Linked DNA regions of Homo sapiens: all the other regions are linked to region 4. A link is a contact called in ENCODE Hi-C or POLR2A ChIA-PET data. All regions are on one chromosome and are shown on one strand. The core of a region is the stretch at or near the end of the contact, and the rest is flanking DNA. Distances in the headings are between cores, read along the strand shown.

Region 1 (2,751 bases), core at 75-2,574, 200 kb after region 4:
TCCCCCACAACTTTTTTTTTCTGAAAGTAAAACAACTTGGTGACATTGGCTTTTATTCTTATCGGGCCCCATATAGATAGTGGCTTATTTTACAGCAGTATTTGTTTACATCCCTACAGGTAGGACAGTGTTTCTTTTCACATGGCTGAAAACTTTTTTTTTTAAAGCAAGAATCTTACCTGATATCAGTTCTCATTATTAAATCAAAACCACTTTTTCATGTTACTCTTTTAGTGCACATTTTCAGATAATGCTCTTTTTATTTTTGCTGACTTTCCAAAGATAATTTTCTCTTTAACCTTTTTTAATATGAAAAAATTTAACCATATGTACAGAGAGTAGTAAAATAACACTCCAGTGTTCCCGTGTCTCATCTTTAACTGTTATCAACAGCCTGCCACTTCTTGTTTTATCTGTCCTCCCCGCCCCCCGTATAATTATTTTCTGTAGTATTTTAAAGCAAATCTTGAATTCAGATGATTCTTAAAGAAAAACATTTACAGAATTAGGTCATTGTTACATTTCAGAAGCCAAGCAGCAGTGTGTCTGCCTCTGTCAGAACTGTCTTAATAATTGTGTCTTTACCTGGGCTGCAGCTTTGAAGAGGCTTATTCCAGGTGCTTATTTTACTGAGTGGATGGGAAATGCTAAGATAACCATAAGGCCCTCCTACTGGAGTTTATCTTCTCCTAAGCCTAGAAAAAAAAAATCACAGTTCTTAAACACCAATGTAGTTGTCCCGGGAATCTTCCCCTGTCTCCTGCCAATGTCCTGAATCTTAACTGGAACCTTCCTGATACAGGGCATATCTTGGGACCTGAGGCCTCAGTGTCAGGTGACCAGTGGATAAGCTATAGAAAACCAGGAAAATCTGCATCTGAAGACGAGTCTGTGTGACTGAGCAAACACTGTACAGCAAAGATCAGGTTATGAACAGGAATTTAAATCATGTTGGTCTGCATGTCTTGTTTCTGGTGAATTCCTGGAATTTGGCCATGTCCTCTTAATCTGTGTTTATCTGTGATACCTTTAAGTGGCTGAAACAAACAAAAAAGATGCCATTTTACTGCTGTGTTTTCTTCGGAATATGATATTCTTGCTCTTCTTGGCTTGCATGCCTTCAGGCCGGTGTTAAAATAACTGGGTTATTGCACCTTGACTAGCTTGTTTCAGTAGGATGAGTGTGGTGTGCCTTTATTTCCTGTCTCTTGCATCAGTCTGTTTGTGAGAGTGTACCGAGAGGTGATTAATGGGAAAGATAAACATGTGCTTACTGACTGAAAGTTCTTCCTGTTTCCTAGAGTGTTTTTGGTTTAGTGAGTTGTTTGTTTGCTGCCCACAGACCGCATATGGTGTGTGTACACCTCTGTTGTTGTGAACACCATATGCCTTTGTATAGGAGCTGGGCTTTTAAGCAAAGTCAACATATGATAAGGCTTAAAAGATTTTCCTTCATCCAATAATTGGATGGATTGGACAGCCGTCTGTCACCATAAGCAGAGCCTACAGAGTCTGGAATTCTGCATACAAAATCATGTAAGAATACTTGCTGTTCTTGCCCCCCAGAGATTAAGTTGTGTATAGCATGGCTGTGGGGTTTTGGTTGCTGGAAATACCTCATCGCTGTGAGTCTCCTGCCTGCGGACTTTTGGATCTGTCACTACACAGTGCTGCTGTGCCAGTGTTCATGCTCTCTCACTGCCACCACCATCTGCCCCTGGAATCAGGAGCTTCCTCTTGCTTTGTGCCCAGGAAAATCTAGGGAGGGAAGAATTCTGCCATTAATTGCTGCAAATGTAAAATTGACTTAGAGAAAAAAACGTGTTCTCAATTTAAAAAGTAATGCCTGCTCTTGCAGAAATTTTAAGATATAGAAAAGGTTGGGGGGAGTTGCATTTCCAACAAGGATAACTTACAATTAGCATTTTTGATCTTTCCATCTAATTAGGTACATTGAAGCCTTTCCCCATAGTTGCATTAATACTCTATGTACAATGTTATCTTTTCTCCTGAACATAATAGCATAGGTTTGTATATGTCTTAAAATTTTATTAGCCCTCTTAGAAGCCTTAATTTTTTGCCAAGTGGACATTCTATAACTTAACCATATTATTGGGTAGGTCATTTGTAATGCTGCTACGTACACATCTTTGTACAAAAACCATTTTCTATAGTTTATATTGTCTTTAAATTAGATTTTATAAAAATGCAATGGGGGGGCCAAAGGGAATGAACACTTGGAGGCTCTAGAATTGCCGCTCCAAAGAGGTGTGTCCATTTACTGGCCAATCAAAGTTAGTTCTTAAACCCATTTTACTTTTCCTAATGGGAATATGTAGAGCTACTCCAGGCATCGGACAAGGTAATGATTAAGGTTTTAGAAGTCTTTGAGGTGTCAGATAGTGATGCTCTGACCCCTTGTCCACGGTGTGTGGTGACTGGTTCTTCGTTCTGCATCCATCCCCCAAGTTATATGCAAGTTTCTTGAAAGCAGTTCTGTTCTGGTCTCAGTTCTCTATCCAGCCTCAGTAACTATCCAAGAGCTTACATTTGCATCATTGTGGATATGTTTTCTAAAAGATATGCACGGTGATACAAAAATGCATATAACCTTCACGTGCACTAGCCCATGTAGGTTAACAGGAGGGAGAAAGTTATTACCGGTACAACTTGGCCTGGTCCTGGGAAGCCTCTGGGAATCTTGACATTTTGGGATGTTTCTGATGATGGCTTTGTTGTTCTTTTGCACAG
Region 2 (2,908 bases), core at 352-2,851, 170 kb after region 4:
CCTACTGGTTGATCTGCATTGTGTGGAACCGCATGGACTTAAAGGATTATCCAGCTAATTGGAGAGAGGAAGGTGGTATGGTGGCCTGGGCCGGTAGAGAAGTGTGTGATCCTCAAATCAACTTCAAACAATGGGGGTCCTGGCTGGCAGAAGTCAGTCAAGCCAGATATCTCAACTCGGGGTGTATTTCATAGTACTTCTTTTCTAGCCTAAAGTTTGGCAACATCTGGCCAGTGTAGGTAGCAATTATGTCATAAATACAGTTGTTTGTAGGTAATTTTAATTTAACTAGAGTATTTTTCCACTTTCTACTTGACTCTCCTGTCTACTCCTCTACTGTCCCCTGCAAGAAATTCCTAACTAAATATGAAGAGCAAAATTGACAGTTTCAGATTAGTTGCTGTTACCAGGACTGAAAAACTTGGTATGTAATTAAATTTTTTTCCCTTGGGGTTTCTACGTGAGGACTTCTTTTTTTTTTCTATTTTTTTTGAGATGGAGTTTCCCTCTTGTCACCCAGGCTGGAGTGCAATGGTGCGATCTCAGCTCACTGCAACCTCTGCCTCCTGGGTTCAAGTGATTCTTCTGCCTCAGCCTCCCAAGTAATTGGGATTACAGGTGCCCGCCACCACGCCCAGCTAATTTTTTGTGTTTTTAGTAGAGACGGGGTTTCCCCATGTTGACCAGGCTGGTCGCGAACTCCTGACCTCAGGTGATCCACCTGCGTTGGCCTCCCAAAGTGCTGGGATTACAGGCATGAGCTACTGCACCCGGCCAGGACTTCTTAATAGTAGGTTTAACTGCATATGAGTAGACATACTCAAATGGATAAAATTTGACTTTTTGTAAGGCCAATGGTGCACATACAAATTTATAGTCTGTCAGGCCTGTATTAGTTTAGTTTGTTTAGGATGTTTCTCCATTAAAGTAAATTAGCCTGATACGTTTCTTGGTTGTTACTAGATATCAGTTGATGCTGTTTCCCTTTAGCAAAGACAACAAAATAGAGTAGTGACACCTGCATTCTAAAGCTCAGCCACTAAATGAGCATGTAACCTTGGGTTTCAGTTTTCCTAAAGTGTGGGATTTGGCTTAGCTCCCCAGGTATCCTGAGGGACCTTAGGGATTTGATACCACCCTAAGAAAAAGGGCTTGTTTTCCTAACCACGTCAGGGAAAACGATTTCATGTAGCACCATTCATGTCCAGATATGTTTCTTCTTCCAATGATGGCAATGTAAGTTGATGGCAGAGCAACCATGAACATAAACAGAACTGCAAATGGTTGAACTCAGACACTCAGCCCAGGCCCCAAAACCAGTTTGGGGGGAACTGTATTCACCTATTATGAAATTAGCATACCTTTGCATTCAGGAATACAGTGGATTTATGAGGTACTTTTTTTTTTTTTTAATCAGATCTATTAAAGGAGGACAGTAGCCTAAACTGAAGAAGAGTCCTAACTGTCTTGGGTGGTGGTTAATTACACCATACGGCAGACTTGCCACAAACACTGAAAGTTTAACTCTCTCAGCTGCTTAGTTTGGAAACCACACAGTGCTGTTCAGTTAGGCCTTGGCCTTTTCTGCATCCCAGCTAGACACTTGACTCCCATCCAAAGCAAATGTCATGGTTGCCTTTATTGACTTAATATCAGGAAACATAACAGCCGATAGACTGGTTAGAAGGAACTGTATGGTTGATGGATTATTGCTGACCTACACACAGGTAAACGAAGTATAACAGAATTTGGAATGATTTACTGGTGGACTGAAATCTTTAAAACAGTAAGACTTTTGTTTGTGTCTATGGCTGATGTTTTAATTCAGTTCTGAATGTTCTTCCACAGACAGGAGACTAAAAGTAGTGAAATATTTGTTACTCACTGTTCAGGTGGCTGTATAGAAATCTCCATATTTGGGTATAAGTACTTTGCTGCAGTATGTGTAAATGAGATGAGGGTCAGGGAACAGGGTTTGATTTGAATAAAAATCTGTTTTGTAGGCCAGCCGCTCAAGCCTGTAATCCCAGCACTTTGAGAGGTGAGGCGGGAAGATTGCTTGAGCCCAGGAGTTCAACACCAGCCTGGGCAACATAGTAGGACCCCATCTCTACAAAAAATGAAATAAAAAGCCAGGCATAGTGGTGCATGCTTGTAGTCGCAGCTACTCGGGAGGCTGAGGTGGGAGAATCGCTTGAGCCCAGGAGGTCGAGGCTGCAGTGAGCCATGATTTGTGCTGCTGTACTCCAGCCTGGGTGACAGAGCAAGACCCTGTCTCAAAGAAACAAAACAAAACAAATTTTTTTTGTATCTGTCTTAATTAAGTCTTTACTTAACATAACTTCAAAGATAGTCCTTTGTGAGCGGAGAGTTGAGCCCCTCCTGATCATTGTGAGGCTTTTACTCTGAGGGCTTGCTTTAATCATTGAGAGAGTTTTATGTCATGGACCTTTGCACTTACTGGGCACTGATTTCAGTGTTCTACTGCTTTGGTGAATTTTTGATGTCTTTTTGGCCATGATCGGACAGTCTCCTACTATGTGATGAAATGGTATTAGAAAGCGGTACTCTGCTGGCTGCCTTTATAAAGCAGAGAATCACAAATGCCCAGGCTTTGAGTTTATAGTCTGAGACAGATAATATTGCTGCAAGTAGAAGAATTGTAGACACAGATGTCCTTGTTTTGAATATCCTTTAGTGCCTTTCAAGGGTCTGTGTTATAGAATACCATTTTGAGGTACTTCTTCCTGTTGTTTTGATGTTACTGCACAGGTTGAGTGAGAGAGAGCTTGTGTGTGTGTATAAGAAACCCTGTAGGACTGGTGTCCTATGAGAGAAAGAGACAGCGAGCTTGTGTGTGTGTGTGTGTGTGTGTGTGTGTGTGTGTGTGTGTGTGTGTGTAAGAAAC
Region 3 (2,759 bases), core at 260-2,759, 220 kb before region 4:
ACTATGTTCTGGACACGTAACGTTCTGGAAACGAATGAGAGTGTATTTTCCATGCACATAATCCCCCTCCCCACGCCCATTTCTCACAGCTGGCCAAACCATGACAACTGGTTTGTACGCAGTCCTTGTGAAAAGGATGAAAGCGTCCTAGACAACCAAATTAATTCGCTCTTCAAAAGCGGTGCTAGACAAAGCCCATGACTCTAGAGGGCACTGAAGAGAAAAAAGCACAACTATTCTACAGGGGCATATTCTACTATTCTGCAGGGGCATAATAAATCTTAAGAATGCTGTTCCTTTAAAGACCAATACAAAAGCAGGTACGACCTCAGGGCCCATAGTGCAAGGGCGGAGGGCACACGGACAGCGGCTAGACGCCCCACAGAAAGACAAGTCCGGGGACGACCCTTCTGACCGCTCTTTTTACAGCCAGGACCCAAGTGTCCTACCGGCCTCGCCCCAGTGCCTCTCTCTCTCCCACAGCATACTGCTGTTCCACGGCCTCGAAGCGAAGAGGTGGTGAAGCTGAGAGACCCTATCCAGGGAACCCGCCAGCGCGACGCGGCGTCTGAAGGTCACGAGCCCCGCCGACAGCCCAGACCCAGTCCGGGCTAGCCCGAGGCCTCCCTGGAGGTGGACGGTTTCAGTCCACACATACTGGGACCCCAGGGAGACACTCACCAGCATCCGAGCCTGCCATGTTTCAGAGGCAGGTCGCCGCCGGACTCCGACGCGGCCGGGAAGGCGACGGTGTCCTGGAAGGACCGATCCACGCAGACCCGACACTGGGGCGCGGACGCACGAACCAAAGCGCGGGGAAGGAGGCGTGAAAGAAGGACGGACGTTAAAAGAGCTTCTCGCCGCTGATTGGTCATCAGAGGAGCACTTCCTTTCACAGGACGTGAAACGGGGGCGGTTTGGGAAGTTTAGAGACCATTCTCCGCCGACCAAAACCCGTCAAAGGATTATCAGACACGCGGGTCGGACGGTCCACATCAGCCGGCAGCCCGGGCGGGTCCCGGGGTGCGAGCAGCGCACTTCCGGTGAGCTATTTCGTTTTGTATCCCTCCGCCGACGTCAACGGGAAAGTAGTGCGGACCGCTCTCTCGGTGGTCCGGGGTGGTACAGCCACGTGACAACGCCAGGCCCCGCCTTCCCCCTCTTTTGGTTACAGACGTGAGGGCTCTTTGGAGACGTAAACATCTCCGAGTGGCGAGGGTGGGCGGGGCTGGGCTTGGGAAAGGGCGGGGTGGCTTGCTTGAGGTGTGGAAAGACCAGAAGAAGGTGAGGTCAAGAGAGTGCAGAATGAGGCATTCCAATGGTGGGTGGGCCCTGACCTGAGAGAGTGGCGCGGGGAGGGGTGAAAGCGCGGCGATCCTGGAACGCCAGCGGGCGTTGCGGCCTATGCGCGAGGGGCGGGGCGATTAGGTCATAGAGCGGCTCCCAGCGTTCCCTGCGGCGTAGGAGGCGGTCCAGACTATAAAAGCGGCTGCCGGAAAGCGGCCGGCACCTCATTCATTTCTACCGGTCTCTAGTAGTGCAGCTTCGGCTGGTGTCATCGGTGTCCTTCCTCCGCTGCCGCCCCCGCAAGGCTTCGCCGTCATCGAGGCCATTTCCAGCGACTTGTCGCACGCTTTTCTATATACTTCGTTCCCCGCCAACCGCAACCATTGACGCCATGTCGGGTTATTCGAGTGACCGAGACCGCGGCCGGGACCGAGGGTGAGTTTGGGAGCCGAGCTGTCAGGCCTGGCGGGTGGGGGGATGGGAGGGCGGGTCAGGGTGGCGGCCGGCGGGGGCTTTGCGGCTTGGACTTGGCCTTTCCGGGCTATCTTGGGACTTCCTTTCCCGAAGGCTTGCGCCATTTTGATATTCACGTCACAGTGATTGGAAGAGATTTGACGGTGTAGTGTCTTCAAGCTTGCTTTTTGTGTGGGGATTGGGGAGCTGTCGGGGCGGCTGCCATTTGGTAGCTGTTGAGGGAGTTGAGAGGGAGCGTATTGTGCGGATGAAAGCGGGACGCTTCGAGGCAGACGAAGGAACATCTGTTAGGTGCGGCGTTTCGGGAGGTGTTTTTGGGGTGGCCGGGCATTCTGTGGGAGCGAGGGGACCACTTCCAAAGCCCTGGTGCTGTTGGGGTAGGAGGGCGGCCGGCATCAGCCATGTGGCTGAGTCGCGAGTACAAAATGCCGGCCTCGGACATGGCGGCGGCGCCTTTGTTACCCCGCCCGGCGGAGGAGCTCAAAATGGCAGCGTCGAGAAAATGTGGCGCAGAGAGAAATGCGAGACAAAGGGGGAAGCGCCGCCCCAGCGGGAACGCCGCCCGGCCGACTCCGCCCGGGCCGGGACTCCTCCCCCGGTAGTCGCCGGCTCCTCCTTTTCTTTTTTCCTGCGTTATATAATTTTGATTCGTTGATCCGGAGCTCTACCGCGGCGTTCCCCCAGCTGGGTTTGCTAGCAGAAGTGTTTCTGAGAAAACCCTTGTTCTGTTATCGCTGACTGTACTGTTTAGGTTCTTACCACTAAAGCTGTTTGGTTCCAAAACGGCCATATGAGTAACATCGTCGTGATGCTCTTCGGTTCATGTAGCCTTGTTATTGCTGATAGTGAATTGCTAGGCTGGTGGGGAAGATTACAGTAACCACAAGAAGTGGTGTGTGCCAGAATCCCAAATTCTGGCATGTGGGTGACAAGTTTCCGACATGATAAATCCCCGGCTTCCGACATGATAAATCCCAGGCTGTTTACATGACCTAAGT
Region 4 (2,700 bases), core at 192-2,691:
ACTGCCCTAGTCATTACAACCAGCCTTGGCTGTCCCTAAATCCCCCTCAGGCACCCACTACTCATCCTTCCCTAGAGAGATCACTTCTATAAATGACACACATCATCCATGACATGGGGATTCCACCTGAATTTACTTAGGGGAATGGTTCAAACCGTATATTTTAACTACACCCGGAGATTCTTCTTCAAGATTCCTTTAAGCGTTTGTCTTAGTCTGTTCCTGCTGCTATAACAAAATACCTTAGTCTGGGTGATTTATAAATAGTAGAAATTTATTTCTCACAGTTCTGGAGGCTGGAAAGTCCAAGATCAAGGGATTGGCAGATCCAGTATCTGGTGAGGGCTCCATCTCTGCTTTCAAGATGGTGCCTTGTTGCTGCGTCCTCCAGAAGAGACAAATGCTGTCTCCTCACATGGTGGAAAGGGAGAAAGGGATGAAAAGGACAAATAGGCTCCCTTCAGCCCTTTTATAAGAACCCTAATCCCATTCATGAGGGCAAGGCCCTCTGACCTAGTCATCTCCTAAAAGCCCCACCTCATGCATTGGGAACGAAATTTCAACACACATTTCGAAGAGACACACACATTCAAACCACAGTAGGGTTGTTCCTTTTAAACATTATTTAAAGGCACCCATATGTATGTAATAATAATAAGGGGGGCTGGGCACGGTGGCTCACGCCTGTAATCCCGGCACTTTGGGATGCCGAGGCGAACAGATCACTTGAGGTCAGGAGTTCGAGACCAGCCTGGCTAACATGGTGAAACCCCATCTCTACTAAAAATACAAAAACCAGCTGGGTGTGGTGGCACGTGTGCCTGTAGTCCCAGCTACCTGGGAGGCTGAGGCAGGAGAATCGCTTGAAACCAGGAGGCAGAGGTTGCTGTGAGCAGAGATCACACCACTGCACTCCAGCCTGGGCAACAGAGTGAGACTCTGTCTCAAAAATAATAATAAGGGCTTGGGGCTTTACCTATATTAAATAATTATGATTAAATGTAAATATAAGTGTAATTAAATTATTACACTAAATAGTCTTCACAACAAGCTTGAGAGCTGGGTATGAAGATTATCATGTTCTTTTCACAGATGAAGAAGCTGTGGCTCAGCAGGTTTGGGGGCAGAGCCAGGAGGAAATCCGCCATCTGCCTCCAGAGCCCTGCTTCGATGACATGTGTCACTCTTGAAACAATGCCACACTCTGGAGGAAGTTTTCCAGATTCCTCCGGAAGAGGACAGAGACTGGCAATTCCGGAAAGGTCATCTAGGGAGTGCCAGGTCCCCAAACCCACTGAGCCTTTGTCAATTACAGATCCCCAGGGCCCCCCACCCCCGACCGCCTGCGTCAGGATTTCTGGGCAGACACAACAAAATTATGTCAAAGCGCCCCAAACACTTCAGAGCCAAGTGGCCCCGCAGCTGGTTTAGGGGCCTTCCAGAACAGTTGGCCCCGGGGGGATTCGATGTGGGTGGAGGACGCAGGTATGGGTTCCTCTCGGACCACCCTCTCTCAGGTGGGCTTCCAGCGGGCAGGGGCCAGCTTTTCTCTGCACTAGTGGGTGGGCTTGCTCCTCTCTGTACATTGGACACAGTGGAGACAAATTTCCGGAAAGGCTCAGGCTGAACACAGGATAGCCCTAAGGGTGGGCTAGATTCATGGAGAATGTATCGCGGACTAGTCAGTCATATAAAATACTTGAGCCATATTTTTGTTCACCTGAGGTCAATTCCATGAGGCCCCTGGGATACCCACTGGGCCCATAGAAGCCCCAAGATAAAAGTCCCAGCGTAACATTTTTGCTACTTATGGAGCTATACCATTGCTTGTTTAATTCTTCCTTGAAATTTTTTTTTTTTTGTCTAAGAGTAGTTGCTTAGTTTGACCACGAGGTAGCGCTAACGGGCTTGGTAGCCAATGGACGGGGGCGTGGTAAGCCTTGTGGACTTAAGAGGAAAATCTCAACATTGCCCCTTTATTAATTAATCAAACCTTGGATTTTTTCCCCCCATTCTGCACTTTCCAAATTTTCTGTATTGAGTTTGCATTGTTTTTACAGAAGCAGAATAAGGGCAGGGGTGGGGGACGATAGAGAATCACTACGCAATGATAATCTGTTATTTTGACATATTAACTTTAGACACTGTCTTTATGTGGCTGTAGTTATAGGATATGTGTATTTGTTTTATTGGAGTGCAGTGGCATGATCACAGCTCACTGCAGCCTCGACCTCCTGTGCTCAAGTGATCCTCCCATCTCAGCTTCCCAAGCAGCTGGGACTACCGGTGTGTGCCACCATGCCCAGGTAATTTTTTTGTTTTTAATTTTTTGTTTGTTTGTTTTGAGATGGTCTCGCTCTGTCACCCAAGCTGGAATGCAGTGATGCGATCTTGGCTCACTGCAACCTCTGCCTCTCAGGTTCAAGGGATTCTCATACCTCAGCCTCCCAAGTAGCTGGGACTACAGCTGCATGCCACCATGCCCAGTTAATTTTTGCATTTTTAGTATAGACAGGGTTTCGCCATGTTGGCCAAGCTGGTCTCGAACTCCTGACCTCAAGTGATCCACCTATCTCGGCCTCCCAAAGTGCTGGGATTACAGGTGTGAGCCACCCCACGCAGCCTGTTTTTATTTTTTTGTAGGGGTCTCTCTATGTTGCCCAGGCTGGTCTCCAACTCTTGGGCTCAAGCGATCCTCCA

The links. A loop is a pair of places that touch in the nucleus more often than their neighbours do. ChIA-PET counts read pairs that join two places held with the same protein, here RNA polymerase II (POLR2A). Pooled maps may share reads with other maps.
Region 1: a loop to region 4 is called in a pooled map, with 4 times the contacts of the local background. The contact joins two enhancer-like sites. A Hi-C loop is called at or near these places in 5 of 50 pooled maps. POLR2A ChIA-PET finds 5 or more read pairs at or near these places in 3 of 52 experiments (CD8-positive, alpha-beta memory T cell, HepG2 and PC-9).
Region 2: a loop to region 4 is called in a pooled map, with 2.9 times the contacts of the local background. The contact joins two enhancer-like sites. A Hi-C loop is called at or near these places in 3 of 50 pooled maps. POLR2A ChIA-PET finds 5 or more read pairs at or near these places in 5 of 52 experiments (AG04449, H1, HepG2 and 2 more).
Region 3: a pooled map shows a loop between it and region 4 (2.3-fold over the local background). The contact joins the promoter of DDX5 here to the enhancer-like site in region 4. A Hi-C loop is called at or near these places in 1 of 50 pooled maps. POLR2A ChIA-PET finds 5 or more read pairs at or near these places in 8 of 52 experiments (Caco-2, H1, K562 and 5 more).

Annotation. Positions count from the first base shown.
Region 1 is chr17:64,080,809-64,083,559 of GRCh38, reverse strand. The region is part of intron 2 of ERN1 (endoplasmic reticulum to nucleus signaling 1); the gene reads left to right. Among named protein-coding and RNA genes, the nearest start is that of ERN1, 48 kb to the left of the region's middle. RefSeq lists an enhancer at 1,083-1,202. Within about 2 kb of position 1,324, at least 14 of the 41 ENCODE cell types and tissues checked have a DNase peak (open chromatin) inside an H3K27ac peak, as active enhancers do.
Region 2 is chr17:64,106,709-64,109,616 of GRCh38, reverse strand. All of the region lies in intron 1 of ERN1 (endoplasmic reticulum to nucleus signaling 1), which reads left to right. Among named protein-coding and RNA genes, the nearest start is that of ERN1, 22 kb to the left of the region's middle. Within about 2 kb of position 1,601, at least 3 of the 41 ENCODE cell types and tissues checked have a DNase peak (open chromatin) inside an H3K27ac peak, as active enhancers do.
Region 3 is chr17:64,505,039-64,507,797 of GRCh38, reverse strand. It overlaps DDX5 (DEAD-box helicase 5), which reads left to right and starts at 1,509. Exons shown (of 13, transcript NM_004396.5): 1 at 1,509-1,722. The coding sequence starts at 1,679. It overlaps CEP95 (centrosomal protein 95), which reads right to left and starts at 821. Exons shown (of 20, transcript NM_138363.3): 1 at 682-821. The coding sequence starts at 700. RefSeq lists enhancers at 209-318, 31-647, 629-718, 919-1,158, 1,859-1,988 and 1 more and a silencer at 2,349-2,418.
Region 4 is chr17:64,281,350-64,284,049 of GRCh38, reverse strand. No RefSeq gene overlaps it. Among named protein-coding and RNA genes, the nearest start is that of TEX2, 19 kb to the right of the region's middle. Within about 2 kb of position 1,441, at least 3 of the 41 ENCODE cell types and tissues checked have a DNase peak (open chromatin) inside an H3K27ac peak, as active enhancers do.